Regions from separate parts of the Homo sapiens genome. Here region 2 is linked to region 1. The links are chromatin contacts, found by Hi-C or POLR2A ChIA-PET in ENCODE. All regions are on one chromosome and are shown on one strand. Each heading gives the region's core, a stretch centred on a gene start or an enhancer-like site at or near the end of the contact. The rest is flanking DNA. Distances are from core to core; before and after follow the strand shown.

Region 1 (2,700 bases), core at 41-2,540:
TATTTGTAGTAGAGATGGGGTTTCACCGTGTTAGCCAGGATGGTCTCGATCTCCTGACCTCGTGATCCACCCACCTTGGCCTCCCAGAGTGCTGGGATTACAGGCGTGAGCCACCGTGCCTCGCCAGTCCTGGGTTTTCTGAAAGGGGAGAGCTGATTTTTTAATATTAGTTTAGGAGTTGGGAGGAGGAAGCAACATTTATTTTGATTCTTGAACCATGAGAAATGAGCTGGGTAAAGATGAGGGGTGACTCTTGGCACAAAGTTTACACAAAAGTTGAGCAGGACATTTCATTGTCGTTGCAGTTGTTTGGATGGGAGGGGGAAAAGGAGTGATTTCCCTTCATTTTCCTAGTCATGACCCTAGGCGTGGAAAGAGGAAGTGACTCTTCTGCTACTTTTAGGCATAAGTTTCTTGGTATATGCACCATTCCTTTGAATTAAGCCATTCTGTTTCAGAAGGCTTCAGTAAAAACAGAAATTACCCAGGGAGGTAATACAAATTACCCATTAGCAATTTCAGATGACTTAAATTATTCCTTGACGTTTTCTAGTTACTTCTCTGGGTTCTGATGAAATGAGCAATGTGGCTATTGGATTTATTTTATTTACTTATTTCTTTTGAGACAAAGTGTCACTCTTGTTGCCCAGGCTGGAGGGCAGTGGTGCGATCTTGGCTCACTACAACGTCTGCCTCCCAGGTAAAAGTATAGTAGCAAGTGATTCTCCTGCCTCAGCCTCCCAAGTAGCTGGGATTACAGGCATGTGCCACCATACCTGGCTAATTTTTGTATTTTTAGTAGAGACAGCATTTCACCAAGTTGGCCAGGCTGGTCATGATCTCTGGACCTCAGGTGATCCTCCCACCTCGGCATCCCAAAGTGCTAGGATTGCAGGCATGAGCTACCATCCCCAGCCATGAATTTCAAAAGGAAGAAGTGAAGTTCAGAGGAAGGAAGGAAAAACAGAGATGGTAAGGTGCTGAGTTTACTCGGTGGTTTTCGGGAACTCTATTTCAACCTGGTGTTACTAGGTCTGACATTTACTCCCCTCAAAAGGTCCCATGCTAAAATAAGTTGGGAAAACATATGTTTAAAGGAAGTGAAAGTTTATTTATAGTAGGCATTTTTGGAGCTTTCATTATGCCAAAGTGCAACGTGACTCTTCAAGAAATGTTATAACATTAATCATTTTCTAAATGTATTTGACCTCAGAATCTCTCTTTTTTTGGAAAGGAATTAGTGTTTCAGCCAACACACGTTGTGCAATTTTGGTTTGGTCTATGGAGTAGTTGAGAGGATGAATAACTCCTGGAAGGGCCCCACTGTGTCACTGCAATGGCCAAAGCACTACATGGTGGAGAGTGTTGGGTTGACTCATTTGTACCCAAGATCAGCCTGATTTCTTGCTTGAATATATGTTTATGCCCTTCCATAACCTAGTGTGGATTTAAGAATATGTTAGTTCTGTAAACAATCCTCCCCCCAATTTATTTATTTTTTGTGATTTATTATTATTTCAAGATTAAAGATTTTCCATTATGCTCCCTAAAATGAGGTAGATCCGCAGAGAATCTGAGCTCTCATGCAATTGCTTTCTGGCCAAATGTGCAAACTCCTTCTATAAAAGTACCAGGCAATCCATCTTGTCCACTTGACCTCGTTTATCTCGCTTAGTTTATCAGTTCATCTTGGAAACACACTTTCACCAAGCTGACCATGACTATTTATATACACTTGGAAGACATTCCACTGGAAATTATTCTCGTACTGCTTTGCCAGTATAGCAGGGAAGTGGTAATAGGACCCTACTGTTTCATCACTATGTTTTCCTTAAGATAGTTTCCTGTGGTGTTATCAGCCAGTTTGAAGATTAAGAAAATCTCCTGCAGGCATTCCAAAACTCTTTTGTTGGAAGTTGGAAGGCATTCCTTCCAACTCTTTTGGTTTCTTCTGGAGCAAGAAATATTTATAAAAGATGGGAAGGCAAAAATCTAAGAGAGGAAAGAGGGGGAAAACTATTTGTTTTCTTTATTTCAACTATTTAGATATCTACTGTGCACAGGAGACTCTGGTGGGGACTGCAAAAAATGTGGAAAGGGGTATGATGTGGCCATGTGGTCCTTGCCATTAGGTCCAGCCTCCATTAGGAGGATGACAAGGGAGGAAAACAAGATATCTGCATAATTGATTAACTATCAGGCAGATAAAGGCAAATACGAGATAACATCAAAATGCCCCATGATTCACACTCTGGGAGGAGGGAGAATTTTCTGTAAAGACTTCATGAGAGGCCGGGCATGGTGGCTCATGCCTGTAATCCCAGCACTTTGGGAGGCAGAGGCAGGTGGATCATCTGAGACCAGGAGTGCAAGACCGGCTTGGCCAACATGGTGAAACTCCATCTCTACTAAAAATACAAATATTAGCTGGGCATGGTGGCGCATGCCTGTAGTCCCAAAGCTTCTCGGGAGGCTGAGGCAGGAGAATTGCTTGAACCTGGGAGGTGGAGGTTGCAGTGAGCCAAGATCACACCACTGCACTCCAGCCTGACTCCATCTCAAAACAAAAACAAAAACAAACAGACAAAAAAACACTTCATGAGAGAGGTGGCCCTTGAGATAGGCTTTGAAGGTTGGATAAGATTTCACCTTGAAGACAATTGGGGAAGCTGTTTCATGGGGAGGGAAGAATGGGAGCAA
Region 2 (2,700 bases), core at 169-2,668, 86 kb after region 1:
TGGCTCACGCCTGTAATCCCAGCACTTTGGGAGGCCGAGGTGGGCGGATCACCTGAGGTCAGGAGTTCGAGACCAGCCTGGCTAACATGGTGAAACCCCGTTTCTACTAAAAATACAAAAAAATTAGTCAGACGTGGTGGTACACGCCTGTAATCCCAGCTACTTGGGAGGCTGAGGCAGGAGAATTGCTTGAACACAGGAAGTGGAGGTTGCAGTGAGCCGAGATGGCGCCATTGCACTCCAGCTTGGGCAACAATAGCGAAACTCCATCTCAAAAAAAAAAAAAAAAAAAAAAAAGAGAATAAGTGGGGAGTAGGGAACACCAGGTGCTTAGTATATACTATGGCTTGGTTTGCAAGAATCTGTCAACATTTAAGACAAGTCATCTATTAATACTATCGTAGTCACAGTATGCCACAAAAAAACAAATAACTCACAACCAACATGGTGTACATTAAACCAGTTACATAATATATACAAACATATATAAATAGTGTCAGATATAAACTAAACATTACACTCAAAAAGAGTTAGAGGTCTCTGCAGAATCATGTGCTCAAAGAATCTATGACTGAAAGTACATGTTAAATGCAATGCAGGATATGTAAAAGTGTTAATTATTTAAATGTTATACATTTGCATTTGCAGATGTTATTTTATAATAAGCTACTGTCCTTAAAGAATTTAAAATCATCTCAATGAAGAGCAAAGAGGAAATGAGAAAAAAAAATTCCAGGAAGGAAATATTTTAAAGAATCTTGTGTAACACAAGTGGCCTTATGTATAATTTCTACATAAAGGAGGAGGCTGTTGTCTCATAAGTCCTTTACTAATGAACCCCCTTTAGTCTTCCCTTTGAATAGGAGGCATGTTGGGTTGAAAAAGAATGCCTTTCAGAATGAGCAATGACCCAGTGTCACTGGCTGAGGTAGGGGCAGACCTGCTCTGTCTTGGCTGGTGGCGTGGGTATTCCATGAAGCCTGCGCTGCGCCATTTTTAATAGAGACACTGTGTCCTGGTAGCTACTAGGAGAACGTTCGTTCTTACATGAAGTTATCTCCTAAGGACAATATCTGACTACAAGATGTTGTTGTCTTTTGTTTTTCTTTATACAAATGTGGCATTTTCAAGGGCTTATGCTAATTAATTTCTTTCTTTCACAGAAAAACATGAAAGCCAAATTTGGATGTTAATCTGGATGGGATCAGCTCCTTACTCCTTGTTTGTGAAAGTCAGGCCCACAGACTGGCATCAGGCACAGGAGGTGGGTGCTTGCAGAGAGGCAGAATCTCAGGTCCAACCCCAGCCCCTGCATTTTAACAGACAGCCAGGTGATTCAGAGGAAGTTTGAAAAGCACGGCTCTAGGCTTTAAGCTTCAATTAAAGAATAGGGTCCAGAACATTCCTTTCTGGGAGTTCTCATGGCCCTTGGCAAATTGCCACGGTTCACCACTTGCTATGGGCTGCAGCTGGAAGAGCCTCTTTTGGCAAAGATCCTTACGAAATTTGGCAATAGACCAAAAAGACTTTAAAAATAGCATTTTATACTAATTCTCCCAGATGTGATATGTCTATTTATGATTTTGGTTTGGATGTGCTGCTAATTGAGCCAAAAATAAAAGGTGCCTATTAAAATGGGTGAAATAAATGACAAGTCACCATAAGCAACAAAACAAAAAGAAATTTAAATTTGCTAGAAGGGATATTTTAAATTAGGCTTGGTGTTTTAACTATAAAATGAAAAGTTCTGATCAATGATCACTGAAGCAACTTAAAACGATTTCACTCTTCTTTTTTAAACAAGCCCAGTTTGTATTTTTTTCATACCATAAAAATAAAATCAACAAAGCCACTGATTAGACCAGACTCCTACCTTTATATCCTGTGGATTGATATTAGGATTTGGTTGGCACTGCAGAGGTCCCAGAGTTTGAATATGGAAAATATAGAGAAGAAATTCATCCCGGGCAGAGAAAGGCCAGCCCACCTCCAGGATGGTGTCACTGATGGTACTTGGTCCAATATTGTGCAGCTGTAAACAAGTGACATGTTATCTAATGACCCAGCAGAAGGCAGAGAGATAAAATCAAACTCCATATACTCTATACCCATTTTAGAAAGCATGTATTATTGGTTTTAAGTCATCTGGACTATGACTATGGAAAATAAGAAAATTCAAAGTCGATATGGCAAGAAGCACTCTGAAAGCATCATGGGCTGGTGTTTAGAGAAAACTCTTCAATCTGTGAAGCTCTAAGAGTGGATTTCCTCAGTTGAAGACCATACTACCCTTGTCTGATAACTGTGATGCTGGTTTTAAATTTATGTTAATTTAATCATAGCGCTAGAAATTTTAATTTTGATTTTATGCCTTCAAAACTTAGTGACTGTCTCTTTACATTGAAATCTGCCTCCGCTTTCTTGACTACTGACTGTCAATTGCAACCATATGTGATGTACTCTCTTTCACCCTCTGGAAGAATGTCCATCCATCAAGTGCCAAGGCGGGCCCATGATCACCACAGTTCATTTCGAGTGCGTGTTTCAAAGCTGAGCTCCTTCTGTTTCCATCAGCAGATCTCAAGGCAAGAAAGGCCACATCTCATAAAGAGATGAACATTTTTTAACACGTGAATCCTATACTTGGAGGACACAAAATTGTTTGCCCAAAACACTAAGTGCATTTACATTTATTCCAGT

What was found. A loop is a pair of places that touch in the nucleus more often than their neighbours do. ChIA-PET counts read pairs that join two places held with the same protein, here RNA polymerase II (POLR2A). Pooled maps may share reads with other maps.
Region 2: a map of aorta shows a loop between it and region 1 (2.9-fold over the local background). The contact joins two enhancer-like sites. A Hi-C loop is called at or near these places in 3 of 168 maps with a recorded cell type or tissue (aorta, heart right ventricle and sciatic nerve) and 1 of 50 pooled maps. POLR2A ChIA-PET finds 5 or more read pairs at or near these places in 1 of 52 experiments (AG04449).

What each region holds. Positions count from the first base shown.
Region 1 is chr10:15,484,846-15,487,545 of GRCh38, forward strand. No RefSeq gene overlaps it. Among named protein-coding and RNA genes, the nearest start is that of FAM171A1, 110 kb to the left of the region's middle. Within about 2 kb of position 1,291, at least 2 of the 41 ENCODE cell types and tissues checked have a DNase peak (open chromatin) inside an H3K27ac peak, as active enhancers do.
Region 2 is chr10:15,570,338-15,573,037 of GRCh38, forward strand. It overlaps ITGA8 (integrin subunit alpha 8), which reads right to left. Exons shown (of 30, transcript NM_003638.3): 25 at 1,874-2,032. Among named protein-coding and RNA genes, the nearest start is that of ITGA8, 150 kb to the right of the region's middle. Within about 2 kb of position 1,419, at least 2 of the 41 ENCODE cell types and tissues checked have a DNase peak (open chromatin) inside an H3K27ac peak, as active enhancers do.